Linked DNA regions of Mus musculus: region 1 is linked to region 2. A link is a contact called in ENCODE Hi-C or POLR2A ChIA-PET data. All regions are on one chromosome and are shown on one strand. The core of a region is the stretch at or near the end of the contact, and the rest is flanking DNA. Distances in the headings are between cores, read along the strand shown.

Region 1 (6,999 bases), core at 3,857-6,356, 55 kb before region 2:
GTTACAGGGGAGTAGCACTTCTATCCACCCCTGCTTGTGTCAGGCCAACCTCTCCTGACCCTTGTCTCCCCACACACCAGAGGGTGAAGGACAGAAGACCTGAGGGGGTCTCTCCAGCCACACCCACCTTTTCCACCATAGGAAGCTGTCAGTCATTTTTGTCTTCCTTTCACTCTGCCATACATTTGTGGGAGGGCTCAAGGTCTTCATCATTAGGTTTCCTCTCCTTGTTGAGGTTCCACAAGGCATGCTGTGGAAGCACTAGGGAGTGGGGTGAGCAGTCCATAGGCATACAGAGGCAAGGGAGTGAGGACCTAACCTGGTGGAGGGTTATCACAAAGTTTTAGGCGAGAAGTGGAGACGTTAACAATCACACTAAAGGCATGTCAGAGCACATGTCAGAGCCGCAGGAATGCATAATGGTCTTTTTTTTGTTTGTTTGTTTTTTGAGACAGGGTTTCTCTGTGTAGCCCTGGCTGTCCTGGAGCTCACTTTGTAGACCAGGCTGTCCTCGAACTCAGAAATCCGCCTGCCTCTGCCTCCCGAGTGCTGGGATTAAAGGCGTGCGCCACCACGCCCGGCTTATAATGTTCTTAAGGTTTCTATTGCTGAGATAAACACTGTGACCAAAAACAAGCTGAGGAGGAAAGGGTTAACTTCACCTCACAGATTCTATAGTCACTGAAGGATGTCAGGACAGGAAGTCAGGATAGGAACCTGGAGGCTGGAACTGAAGCAGAGGCCATGGAGGAGTGCTACCCAGAGGCCTGTTCCCCATGGCTTTTTTTTTTTTTTTTTTTTTTTTTTTTGGATAAATGGTCTTTTCTGTGGAAGCCTGGCTACTGTCCTAGAACTTGCTATGTAGACCAGCCTGGCCTCAAATTCAAAGAAATCCACCTGGCTCTGCCTCCTGAGTGCTGGGACTGACAGTGCACCACCGTAGCTGGCTCAGCTTGCTTTCCTGATATTTTCCCCTGGTATTGAACTTATTTTTATTTGCATGAGTATTTTGCCTGCATGTATGCTTGTGTACCACATACATACTACACACAGTGTCCATAGAGGCCTGAATGGGGCCTGGGACTAGAGTCACAGACAGTTGCCTGCCACCATATGGATGCTGTGAATCAAACCAGGTCCTTGGGAAAAAGCTGCCTGGCCCCTTAGCCTCTGAGTGACTAGTCAGCCCTCACCTGCTTCATAAAATTCAAAGGTCGTGCCGCCCACAGTGACCTTGGCCCTTCCATGCCAATCATCAATCGAGAGAAATGCCTTGCAGGTTGGCTCACAATCTGGTGAGGTCATTTCTTGATTGGGGCTTCCTCTTCCCAAATGATTGTAACTTCTATCAAGTTGTCATCAACTAGCCAGTACAGTTGACCTCTTGTCAATATGACACACAAACACATCACTATTCAACTAGACCCTTTCCTTTCTCAGTTACCCTCAACATGGCATGTTATAATGATATAAAACATTCCAATGCTGATGTTTCCCATATTTGTTACAAATTCAAACGTATAAAGAAACCCGGTCCTTTTAGAAACATCTGAAGTCTCTCTTTTTTTTTTTTAAGATTTATTTATTGATTATATGTAAGTACACTGTAGCTGTCTTCAGATACTCCAGAAGAGGGAGTCAGATCTCATTACGGATGGTTGTGAGCCACCATGTGGTTGCTGGGATTTGAACTCTGGACCTTCGGAAGAGCAGTCCAGTGCTCTTACCCACTGAGCCATCTCACCAGCCCTGAAGTCTCTTTTAAAGTTCAATGTTTTTCTAAAACATTCAAAATCGCTGTAAAATTCTGAAGTTTCTTAAGCGTGGAGTCCTGTGAAATAAAAAAAAAAAAAAAAAAAAAGCTACATACGTTATTGCTTCAAAAAGGAGAAACCAGGACAATCACAAACAAAGCAAAGCAAAACCAGAGTCCAGCCCGGTAAAAAGGCCAGCGCTGGGGCCTCCTCATGGTTCTTTGGGCCTCAAAGTGCTCTGTGGCCTCAACTCTGCCAGCTTGTCTCCTGGGCCCAGGGCAGCGCTATTCCACAGTTTCTTCTGTCCTTGGCAGTTGTCCCACGGTGCTGGCATCTCCAAAAGGCTGGGTCTCTGCTGCAGCTGGATTGTGTTCTCCTCCTCTCCCCCCTCCTCCCCCCCCCCCTGACCTTGCCATGTGGTGACAGTAGACCAGACTGGCCTCAAAGTCAGAGGTCCACCTGGCTCTGCTTCCCAAGTGCTGGGATTAAAGGCCTGTGCCACCACCCTGGACTGCTCTTTCCTTAATCACAGCTGATTCTTCAGCCCCAGCTGTCCAGTATCAATTAAGTAAAGTAAAAGTTTCACTTTAGTTGTTCTTTTTTTGTTGTTGTTGTTGTTGTTTTGTTTTTTTATTATTATTGGCTGGGGTCCCTCTATATAGCCCTGGCTGGCCTGGAACTTACTATGTTGATCACTCTGGCTGTGAACTCACAGCAATCCATCTGCCTCTACCCCCCAGAGTCCTGGGATTAAAGGTGTGAGCCACCACATGTGCACTTTAGCGGCTCTTAATTCAAAATATGAGACTTAGACTCTTTAAGGGACTTTCCAATTTCTCCCTGTAACTTCCCAAGTCAGGCCTCTGTCGTCTGCACTGCTCTTGGCATTATCTTCTAAGTCCCCACAGCAACCCACGGAACTCTGAGCACACAACGGCTTTCCCAGCCCAGAGTTCAGATGCCACCACAATCCTCCCCAAAACACAAGGTCAGGTCTGTGACAGCAACATCTCACGCCTACTGTCCAAATGCAACCTGAGGAAGAAAGGGTTTATTATAGTTCATCACTGAGTTGGAACTCAGGGTAGGAACCTGGAGGCAGAAACAGAAGCAGAGGCCACGGAAGATTGCTGCTTATACATAGGCTTGCTCAGCCTGATTTCTTATACAACATACAACCCAGGGGTGACACCTCCTACAGTGAGCTTGGCTTTCTCAAACTATCACTCAAAGAAAATGTCCCCCAGGCCTGCTTCCAGCCCGAGCTGATAGAGCAAGACATTTTCTTAATTGAGGTTCTCTCTTCCTGCAGGACTCTGTAACCGGAGTCCAGCTGACATAAAACTACCTAGCACAGTAACTATATTTTGGGGAGTCTCTTGCCTTTAAGAACCCAGGATATGGGCTAGGGAGATAGTTCAGCCATTAAAAGTACTAGCAAGACAAGCTTGGCCCGAGCTTGTTCCCCAGAGCCTGTTGTAATAGGTGGAGGGCGATCAGGCTCTTACTGACCTCTCTTGCCTAGAGGACCTGGCTCCCAGCACCACGTGGAACAACTGCTTGTAACTTTGTCTCCAGAGAATGTTACATTTTTTTCTCCCTGTAGTAGATATCCACACTTACAGGCACCTACTCACACACAGAGACGTATGTGCGTAGGTACAGTTAAAAATAAATCCATTTGGCTGGATGTGTGACAAATACCTTTAATCTAAGCACTCAGGAGGCAGAGGCAGGCAGATCGTATTTGAGTTCAATGCCAACTTGGTCTATAAAGTGAATTCCAGGCCAGGTGGGGCTACATAGTGAGCCCCTGTCTCAAACACAACAATAACAAATATATATATTTTAAAGCTGAATGCCTGTGGTGTAATGAAAGCATTCCTAAAGTAAGATGGGGGATGATGCCAGGAGAATCACACAGAGCTAGCCTAGAGTGTGCACTGCAGCAGCAGAAACCAGAGATCCTGGCCCAACGAGGGAAAAAAGTCAAGAACAGCGACTCCCAAAAGGTGTCCTCTCTAACCTCCACATCTTGCTAGAGCACAAGTGCACCCGCAATCTCTCATACAAGCACACACACACAGAGTTAATAAATGGAGGGAAAAACGAGCAAAAACCAGAGCTTAACAAAGGCTCTCAACAGCATTGAGTCCTGAGTGGGGACAAATATAATTCTCTTCGTTATAAGCAAGTTCCTTGCTGTCCATCTCTTCGTTAACCATCTCTGGCTGTTCTGGAGCCTGCTCTGTAAATCAGACTGACCTTTAACTCACAGACATCCACCTGCCTCTGCACCCTAGTCTCCAGTGCTGGGATTAAAAGCTTGTGCCACCACCGCCCCCAGCCAGTCCTGTAATTTTTGAGGTAAACAAGAGAAGACAAACTGGTATAAAGGTATAAACCAGAGACAGATGTGACAAGAGATAGATTCTGTTCCCAGCCTATGTTTTGGAGGGAGAGAAGAGTTATAACGCTGCACCAAGCTCTTATACTTGATGCATTTAAAGAACGCAGTGGGGGCTGGTGAGATGGCTCAGTGGGTAAGAGCACCCGTTTCTGGCGAGGACCCTTCTAGCTCAGATTCTAACATAGCTTGTGGCTAGAGTCTCAGGCAGTGTCTCCATCATGTCAAAAGATGAGTGTCAGGGAAGGAAGGCGGGGTCCTGGGTGCGCTTTCCTGGGGATACTAAAATCCAGACTCATCTAGAGAGACTTCATGAGAGCCGCCTCTGAGTTTCTGCCCTCTGCCTTTCAGCCTCAACCTCCTAGACGACCCCATCCAGATGTTTCCTCTAGTATCTGGAATGCATCGTTCTTTCTCCTCTTCCTTTATGGGAAAGGATCTCAGAGAAAGCATCCTTAGGAACTAGGGAGCAGAGCGGATTAGCAGGTGGGGTGCGAGTGATGCGCTGTTTATTTGGAATAAGACTGGACTAGAGCAGGATACAGCAACCGTTTTCATCCTCCATGCTCCACATGGGCTCTGCTTAAGAAACCCCGGAGACTCCCTGGTCCGAGCCCTGTGGCCAGCGCAGCCAGGATGTGGCAAGGTCCCGGAGCTCGCTCTGCTCGGGAGCCTCACCTCAGTGCCCACAGCCCCCTCTACACGCCGTGCCTTCCGATCCTCCAGCCCCCACACAGGCCCCCGCCTAGGCTCAGCTTCAGCACCGGCTGCTTTTGCTGCAGCCGCTGCCATGGTGATGGGTCTCGCGAGAACTGCCGCTCGCTACCGCGCACTTCTCGCGCGATCGTGGAGGTGGGAAGTAGCCCGGGCTGGGGGTGGGTGTTCGCCGCACAGCTCCTGTCGCCGTCGCGGCTTCCGGTGCTAGGTGGAGGGCGGGCAGGAGGGAGCCGGGGAGCGGGCCAGCGGACCATCTTCACCGCGGTCGGGTCGGCTTGCGGAGCGGGAGGCAGCGGCCGGAGAGCCGGGCGGAACCTGCGGGGGCGGAGGCGGCGGTGGCAGCCGCGGCGCAGGGAGCAGGAACAGGTTCGGAGCTGGGGAGGGAAGGCGGGTCCGGGCAGGGAAGAGGCTGGGTCCGGGTGGGAGCCCGAGGCCCCCGGCCGCGGTCCGGCTCGCACCGTCTGGGCGAGGTGCTGGTGTGGGGGGTGATCCTCGCTGAGCTTGGGGACCCCAGCCCCACTCCTGTCCCCGCAGCCGAAGGACGCCGAGCTGGGGTGGGGGCGGGGGGCGCACACGGATTTGTCCTCCGCCTCCCCCGAGGGTGCGACCTGGGCTGCAGAGGTGAGCTTGGGAGGGTTGGGGACGAGGGGGAGGCAGGCTGACCTGTGGGAGGGGGACGCGGGGGCGGTGTGGCTGTTTGGCTCTCTTTTCCTTGGGTTTAAAGGGCTGCGAGGAACGCTGCCTTTTCTCTCTCCCTCCCCCGCCCGAGCTGTGGGGGAACCAAAGAAAAGCCGTGCCGTGCCGTGGTTATTCTCCTCCCTCACCCAGCGCGAGGCGTGGGGGGCCGGGGCTTAGTATCAGGGCCTACTGGTGGGGCTCGGCTGGCTGCGCACGGTCCTCACGGAGGTGGCGCTCTGCTCTGGGGTGTTGGGAAGAGGGCAGCAGGTGGGGAGAGGGTGGAGAGGAGGCTGGAGACGGGGGAGGGGGACCTGAGCTAGCTCGGAGGAGAGAGGTGGGGCCTTCCTCCCCCAGGCGGAGCGGGGGCGGTGTCACCGAAGGAGGGAGCAGCTTGTCACTGGCCCTGAGTTTGTGTCTTCCAATCCGCTTTCTTTCTCTAGGAAGTACCAGGATTCCCGGAACAGAAAATGAAGCCTTTGCTTAGCATGCCAGTCCTTTTTGAAGGAAGGAGGGGGAGGTGGGGAGGTGAAGTTCCCTGTTAAAACCTCAGGGTCCTTTAGTTAAGTCGTAACTCTTTGGAGAGACTTGTTTTTTTTTTTGGGGGGGGGGGAGAGGGTCTCTGGGCCAGGAAGAATGTAGTGGAGGGTTATGTATGTGGTCAGGACTAAGAAGAAAATAGTGAGGTCATTAGGGAGACGGGTAATGTAAAACCCGTCTCTGCCACTGTTGCATTGGGTCACCCTTGGGTCCATGGCATGAAAGTTTTATTGGGAGGAGATCTGCTGCAGGAGTCTGATTGCTTGAGTCATTGCAACAGGATAGAATCTAGTCTCTGCATACCTCCATCTGTGACCCCAGGCAGGGGGATAGGGAACTGTCTTTGCTGCCATTTTGTCTTAGACCTGTTTGGGGATAGTATCCCCACTGTGTGCTGCAGTGGCCATTGGGTTGGCCTTTGGCATGTTGGACCTGCGCTTGAGTACATTGTTAAAGGCCGTTTTAAGAAAGGCCCATCCACTTACATTCAGCTTTTCACACAAGGAGTCACTGACCTTGGAGGCAGCTGGAAAGGGCTCCCAGGTGTCACACAGTCACTCCTGCACAGTTTTCCTTCTTTCTCTCCTTCCTTTCCCCCTCCCTTACTCCTTTGTTTGTTTGAGATGCAGTGCCCTTGCTCGCCTCAACCTACCAGCTGCCTGCCGCTGTCTCTGGAGTGCTGAGGTTGACCTGGGAACCGAGGCAGACCCTTACTTCCTTTTTTGAGACAGGCTGGATTTGAATCTTGCTTTTGTAAGAACACGGGATAGCAATGCATAGAACTGCGCAAGGTTTCTAGCTACTGCTTAAGGAAGAGGTAGTGCAGCGAGGGGAAGGAGTTCTCTACTGATGAGAAGGAGAAACTTCTTTAAAGCCAGGGTTGTTAAAGTTGAGGCTGTGGCTGAC
Region 2 (6,900 bases), core at 1,631-4,130:
AAAGCAAGCGTGTGCTGCCCAGGGACTCTGTAAACCTCTGGTCCCCAGCATCAAGGGGCTGGACGTGCCACCCTCACCTGACAAACCTCATCGATGTCCCCCCACAGCCCCCCAGATTCCCAAGGCTTCTCTGGGAAGGGCAGCAAGGTGGCCATCAAGGTCACCAATCCCAAAGCCAGGCTGTACAGGGAATACAGAGAATAGAAGGCCCATACACAGGCTTTATTTCTGCTTAAACCACAGGAACTTTAAAAGTGGGAGGTGGAGACACGCCGAGCCAAGGAAGCAGTTAAACCTAGGGAGGTAGAAGGAAAGAACTGATGCCACAAGGTTCTCTCTGACCTCCACGGGCATGTACCGCCCCCACACATACCATACACACAGGATTTTAAAGATTTATCATTTATACAGCATTCTGCCTGCATGTGTCTGCCGGCCAGAAGGGGGCGCCAGATCTCATTCTAGATGGTTGTGAGCCACCGTGTGGTTACCGGTAACCTCTGAGCCATCCCTCCAGCCCCCATACCCATAGGTTTTAAGAAATGGATGCATCAAAATCCCTTAAAAGATGAGAGTGATTCAGGAATTTCTTAAGAGCATATGCAGATCCGGGCTGATGGCACCTCCAATAATCCCAGTTTCTGGGAGGCAGAAATAGGAAGATTGCTAATTACAGCCATCTGGGCTACACAAGTCTGTTTCAGTCTCCTGTCTCTCTCCAAAAGAGCGTTAAGATGGCTGATTGAATGGTTTGGAAATCCAGAGTTGCTCTTACCTCTGTGAGGGAGGGCTTCCCGACCTTGTCCAGAGCCTCTGATGTTAAATCAAGGAGGCCAAACTGTTTGAATGAGGCAGTGGACTAGGCCAAAGCACCTACACAGGCAGGTGGATCTCTGTGAGTTTGAGGCCAGCCTTGGCTACATAGCAAGTTTCAGGACAGCCAGAGTTACAGAGTGAGACCCTTCAGAAAGAACAAAATATCCACACGAGAGTCCTCTCGGCTTCTGCCTGGAACTGGACAACCCTGGATAGGTCAGCTTCCTTCTCTGGAACTGAGCCTTCGGATACTGAAATAAAGGCGTGGGCCTGAGTTCAAGTTGCTGGTGATGCTGGCTGCCCCATAGGATTCAGAGCCTCTAAGGTAGGGGAGAAGAGTTACAGCTCAGAAATTCCTTTCTCATCTCAGTGACAGTGATTAGAACCAATAGGCCACGTTTGTCACAGCCTGTGCCTGGTGAAGGCTTGAAGGCTGATTAGGTAGATCCAGCTGTGTAGCTCACACCTGCCACTCCAGCAGTTGGGAAGTTGGGGTAGGAGGGTGGGGAGTTCACGGTTATCTATCCTGTTACGTGTGAGTCTGAGGCCATTATAGGAAAGCATGGCTTTGTCTCAAAAGTAATAATAATAGTAATAACAATAATAGGATACATGACTTTGTCTCAAAATAATAATTAATAATAATAGTAACAGCAGCAGCAATAACAACAATAAATAATAAATAATTCACTAGGCCCATTCTACCTAGGAAGGTCTGGAAGCCATCCCCGCCTGCTCTCTGGAGAGAGTGCATACTTTTTTTTTTTTCCCTTTTTCCTTTTCCTTTTCCTTCTTTTTTCCCTTTTCCCTTTCCCTTTTCTTTTTTCTTTCTTTCTTTCTTTCTTTCTTTCTTTCTTTCTTTCTTTTTTTTTTTGGGGGGGGGTCTTTTTGAGACAGGGTTTCTCTGTGTAGCCCTGGCTGTCCTGGAACTCACTCTGTAGACCAGGCTGGCCTTGAACTCAGAAATCCACCTGCCTCTGCCTCTCGAGTACTGGGATTAAAGGTGTGCGCCACCACGCCCGAGAGGGTGCATACCTTGATGACGCTGTCCTTACAGTCCACCACGCGTTCAAAGGTCTGGCTGAGGATCTCGATGTCTTGGTGAAGCTCTCTGGTCTTCACCTCCCTGAGGATGGTTCTCCACTGCGTGTTAATCTTATTAAGGTTTAGAGCGCTGTTGTGTTCTTCTTTGGCCAACTTGTCCTGAGGGAGGAGTAATCACATGCGTTTCAGCCAAGGCGAAAGGTCCACCTCGGTGCTATCGATACCACGCTGAAAAATACCAGTCCCCGTGTATTCTCACAAACAAAGCCCTTGGCAGCCAACACTCGGGGGCTCCTGTTTGTGGTTTCCAATGAATGGGTTCCCTTCAGGGTGAAGCATCAGAGAAGAGTTTCTAACGACCCCACTCCAGACCCAACCTCAGAATTCAAGACAGCTGAATTTGGACACCTGACAGCATCCACTGTCCTAATTCTGGGGGCTCGGTTGATACTGCCAAACTCAATTCTCCCCTCCCCCATGTTTCACAGAGAATGCCCTAGGCAAAAACCAATGTTGTCTGAAGCCCATGTATTTTGGGACCAAGGACTTCAGAGGGATAGGAAAGGATGAAAATGAGCCTGCCACAAGGACGCGACCCCAGGCAACGGTACCAGTGCATGGGCGGTGGGTTTGGGGGTTTGGGGGTTTGGGCAGGACACACTGCAGACGAGCATCACCTTCAAGAACTGGGTGAGGAGTCTCTCTTTCTTCTTGGCTGCCTCTTCGTCAGCCAGCATCTTTTGCTGAAATATAAGCAGCTGATCTTCCTCGGACAGGGGTGCCTTGGGCAACTTGGGCTTTTTTCCTTTTTTAGACATGGCTGGGCTGCGGACTGGGTCCGGGCAAGGAGCCTCTGCCTGCTGCTACGAGCCACTTGTGAGGAATTAGAAAGAAAAACTTCCCATAGACAGGGAGGGACCTTCTGGAGCTAAGGTAATGGGGCCTTAGACCTCTGTCCTCCACGCCAAGAGTGCTCAGGCGACACCCGACTCCCAGCTGGAGAACAGAAAGACGCATCTTGTCTCCTAGCAACAAGGACCTTCGCTAAGACCGCGGGGTGAGAAATAGGGAGGCAGCATTACTTCAGCGCCCCCTGCATGCCGGAGGACCGCAGTCAGTTCTTTTAAGTAGGCTTTTTTTTTTTTTTTTTTTTTTTTTAAATCAAGAACCCTAGTCTCTCTTAAAAAAATAATAAATGTCTTCAAATAGTTTTTCCATTTTACTTTTTAATTTGGTGTATGCCTGGTTTGTCCACGTGTGTGTCTGAGCACCGTGCGCATGCCTGGTGCCTGCAGAGGTCAGAAGACAGCATCGGATTTCGTAGAACAGGTCAAAACCACTTACACATACATACAAATAATGAGATGGTTCACTGGGTAAGGGAGGTACTGCCAAGCCCAATGGTCTGAGATCACAAGCACCTGGAACCCCAGTTTCAGGAGATCAAAACACGCCTTTCTGGCCTCGGTGGACGCTGCATTAACGTGCACAAACACACATACACATAAAATATTTAAAAATATTTTGTAAATTGTCTCCTTAGTGATAGAGAGATGGCTCAGAGGCAAAGAGCACTTGCCACTCTTGCAGAAGACCTGGGTTTGGTTCCTAGCACCCACATGGGCAGCTCATGACTGTTCATAACTCCAGTCCCAGGGGATCTGACTCCCTCATCTGACCTCTGTGGACATGGGGTAGACACATGGTCCACACATATACATGCAAGAGAAACGCAAATACACATAAATAAATCTTACTAAAAAATTAAGACAGTGTTTCAGTGTAGCCCTGGATGGCCAGAAACTCACTGTATAGATAGAAATCCATCTACTTCTGCCTCGCCCCACATCCCCCACCCCCAGTGCTTGGATCAAATGTAGGAGTCATCACTTCCAGCTTAAATTTGTTTCTCTCTCTCTCTCTCTCTCTCTCTCTCTCTCTCTCTCTCTAAATGTGTGAGTGCTTCATTTGCATGTATACCTGCTTGCCTGAAGAAGGCATCAGACCCCATGACAGATGGTTGTGAGTTGATGGGAATTGAACTCAAGATCTATGGAAGAGCAGCCAGTGTTCTTAACCGCTGAGCCATCTTTTCAGCTCCTTTTTTAAAAAAGATTTATTTATTTATATGTAAGTACACTGTAGCTGTCTTCAGACACTCCAGATGAGGGAGGTTGTGAGCCACCATGTGGTTGCTGGGATTTGAACTCCGGACCTTCGGAAGAGCAGTCAGGTGCTCTTACCCACTGAGCCATCTCACCAGCCCTCTTCAGCTCCTTAAAAAAAATTTTTTTTTAACCCTACTTTTCAAGGGCAAAATCTGTGGCTAACAAAAAGATGTACACCAGTGCACACTCCCTCCTAGGAATATCTGCACCTGAAGCAGCATCGAAGCCCCCAATCACACACTGTGACCTCCAGGCAGCCAGCTGTGCCCTTCTCATGCCTGCTCTTCAGTCTTCTGTCTCTCTCTTGTGTCTCTGTCTGTCTGTCTGTCTGTCTGTTTTTCTGTCTCATCAGTAAGCCAGCTTTTCCTCACTCTGACTCATCCTGGAATTCTTTTCTGTGGTAGACATAGCCAAGAGGACCTGAGTTAGAAGAAGTCCCCATAGCTTCCCCGGAGCCTCCTTAGGCTGCTCTGATCACATCACTGAGCTGTAGTCCCTGCTGGCGGTGACAGTATTATTGTGAATGTTATATGAGACATTTAGGAAAACAAAGCTACAAAGGCAAAAAAGTAGGGAACTGTTGCAACCCCAACGTCTACTAACAGGTACTTGGGTGTTTGTGACACATCCCTTTAATCCCAGCCCTCAAGAGACAGAGGCAGGTGGATTTCTGAGTTCGAGGACAGTCTGGTCTACAGAGTGAGTTTCAGGATAGCTAGAGATACACAGAGAGACCCTGTCTTGAAAAGAGTAGAGGTAGAACCCTTGGGAAGTGATGAAGTTTGGACTACCATGAAAGTGCACTCCCTGGATTGGATCAGTGTCCTTAGAAGAGAAAGAGGCTGGACTGGGAGATAGCTCAGTACTTATGAGCAAGCACTGGCTGGTCTTCTGGAGTACCCAGGATCAATTCTTGGCACCCACAGGACTGCTAACAATCATCTCACTTCTTCTTCAGGCCTCCTCAGGTCCCAGGCATGTTTGTGGTACACGGACATATATGTAGACAAAACAACAACAACTAAATTCAAGAAGAAGAAGAAGAAGACAGAGACAAGTGCTGTCTCTTGGGGTCTTTGAATATACCAGAAGACAGCCTTCCAGGGGTTTCCTTTACAGATTCCAGATCTCTCAGCTCTGTATTAGTAGACTTCTTGGTCTCTAGACTGTAAGCAGTAAGTGCTTGGGCTGGAGAGATGGCTCAGTGGTTAAGAGCACTGACTGCTCTTCCAGAGGTCCTGAGTTCAATTCCCAGCAACCACATGGTGGCTCACAACCAACCATCTGTAATGGGATCTGATGCCCTCTTCTGGTGTGTCTGAAGACAGCTACGGTGTACTTATATATAATAAATAAATCTTGAGAGAGAGACAGAGAGAGACAGAGACAGAGAGAGAGAGGGAGGGAGAGAGAGAGAGAGAGAGAGAGAGAGAGAGAGAGAGAGAGAGAGAGAGAGAGAGAGAGAGAGAAAGAGAGAGAGAGAGAGAGAGAGAGAGAGAGAGAAGTCATTGAAGATGTGTGTGGTGGTGACTACACCACTTTAGCCTCAGCACTCAAGAGGCAGAGGCAGGTGGATCTCTGTGAGTTCATGGCCAGGTTGGTCTATATTAGAAGTTCCAGGGCTACCTAGAGATACTCAGTCTCAGCAAACAAACAAAAGAACAAAAAATCACTGGGGCCCTGAAGCCATGACTAGTGGCCATGTGTGGCTCTTGCAGGGGATGCTGGCTGGGTTCTTAACTATCACATGACAGTTTACAACCATCAGTAACTCCAGTTCCAAGGGTCTGATGTCCTTTTCTGTCCCCTTCCAGCAATACCTGCAAGTGCTATAACATATGCATGCAGGCAGAACATGCCTCTATGTAATCATTATGCTTTATTAACACCATCACCACTATCATTTTTGTTTGTTTATTTGAAGGGTCTCTATGTAGCCCAAGCTAGCCTGGAGCTTGCTATGCAGACCAGGCTAACCATGAACTCACAGAGATCCATCCGCCTCTCCCTCCCCAGTGTTGGGATCAAAGGTGTTCGTCATCATGCCTGGCTGACGTCTTATGAGCAAAACAGTTACACCAAAGTGCAACAGCAATACTTACAGTTCTCCGTTCTCTACCAGGTCTTATGGTCACATTTGTTATAATCACCTCCTCTTCTCCACACGTGGGAACTTCTAGTTTCTTTAGAAAGCTGGTTATGTCAAATGATGTTTTGTCAGGGCACACAGGAGAAAGGATGTTTGTCTATAGCAGACACGTGAAAGGATGCTTGGTGAAGGAGTATAAATCTGACCCCACCGGCAGTGGGGGATGAGCGCTGAAGCATTAATTTGGTTTGCTCTGTCTTGTCGTTCTTTGCTTTGCTAATGACAGGTATGTATTGGTTCACCCGACATAGTGTTGTTGAGCTCACTTGTGGTAATGCAGTCATTGAGAGAAACCCGCCCAAGAACTGCTTGTGACATTCCTGCAGCAGCTTGTCCCTTCCATGGCCTCGCCTCAGGCCAGTTGGTGAGCCTTGCGGTTTTCAGGATTGAACTACAGTTGTCGGTTCGTGCCCCGTGTCTGCCTGCCTAGAGGACTGGTCTGCAGCTGCTCAGTCGTATTTGGTGTTTGCTATGGGATTGAACTGCTGCCAAAGAAGATGGAGCTCACCCCTAAAGAACTATTGCTAAACAGATCCACTTCCCCCATATCCTAATAATTATTCTCTTCCACTACCTCTACTGGGTGGTGGGCTAGAGGGGAGGGAGGTTCAACCCCATTTAAAAATAGGTTGCAAAAAAATGTATGCCTCCACTGTGCATTCTGCATTGCGCTTGCATACACTAAGCATCTATACAGGCCATGCTTGCTTATCTGCTGGGATT

Evidence for each region. Hi-C counts contacts between places; a loop is a spot of excess contacts on that map. ChIA-PET counts read pairs that join two places held with the same protein, here RNA polymerase II (POLR2A).
Region 1: POLR2A ChIA-PET joins it to region 2 with 19 read pairs in Patski. The contact joins the promoter of Arf3 here to the promoter of Ccdc65 in region 2. A Hi-C loop is called at or near these places in 1 of 37 maps with a recorded cell type or tissue (T-helper 17 cell). POLR2A ChIA-PET finds 5 or more read pairs at or near these places in 2 of 5 experiments (Patski and embryonic stem cell).

What each region holds. Positions count from the first base shown.
Region 1 is chr15:98,761,225-98,768,223 of GRCm38, reverse strand. Arf3 (ADP-ribosylation factor 3) reads left to right here and starts at 5,106. Exons shown (of 5, transcript NM_007478.3): 1 at 5,106-5,244. It overlaps LOC115488470, which reads left to right and starts at 6,178. Exons shown (of 1, transcript XM_030248862.1): 1 at 6,178-6,999. The coding sequence starts at 6,312. The coding sequence ends at 6,776.
Region 2 is chr15:98,704,174-98,711,073 of GRCm38, reverse strand. It overlaps Ccdc65 (coiled-coil domain containing 65), which reads right to left and starts at 2,880. Exons shown (of 8, transcript NM_153518.2): 1 at 2,538-2,880; 2 at 1,852-2,019. The coding sequence starts at 2,678.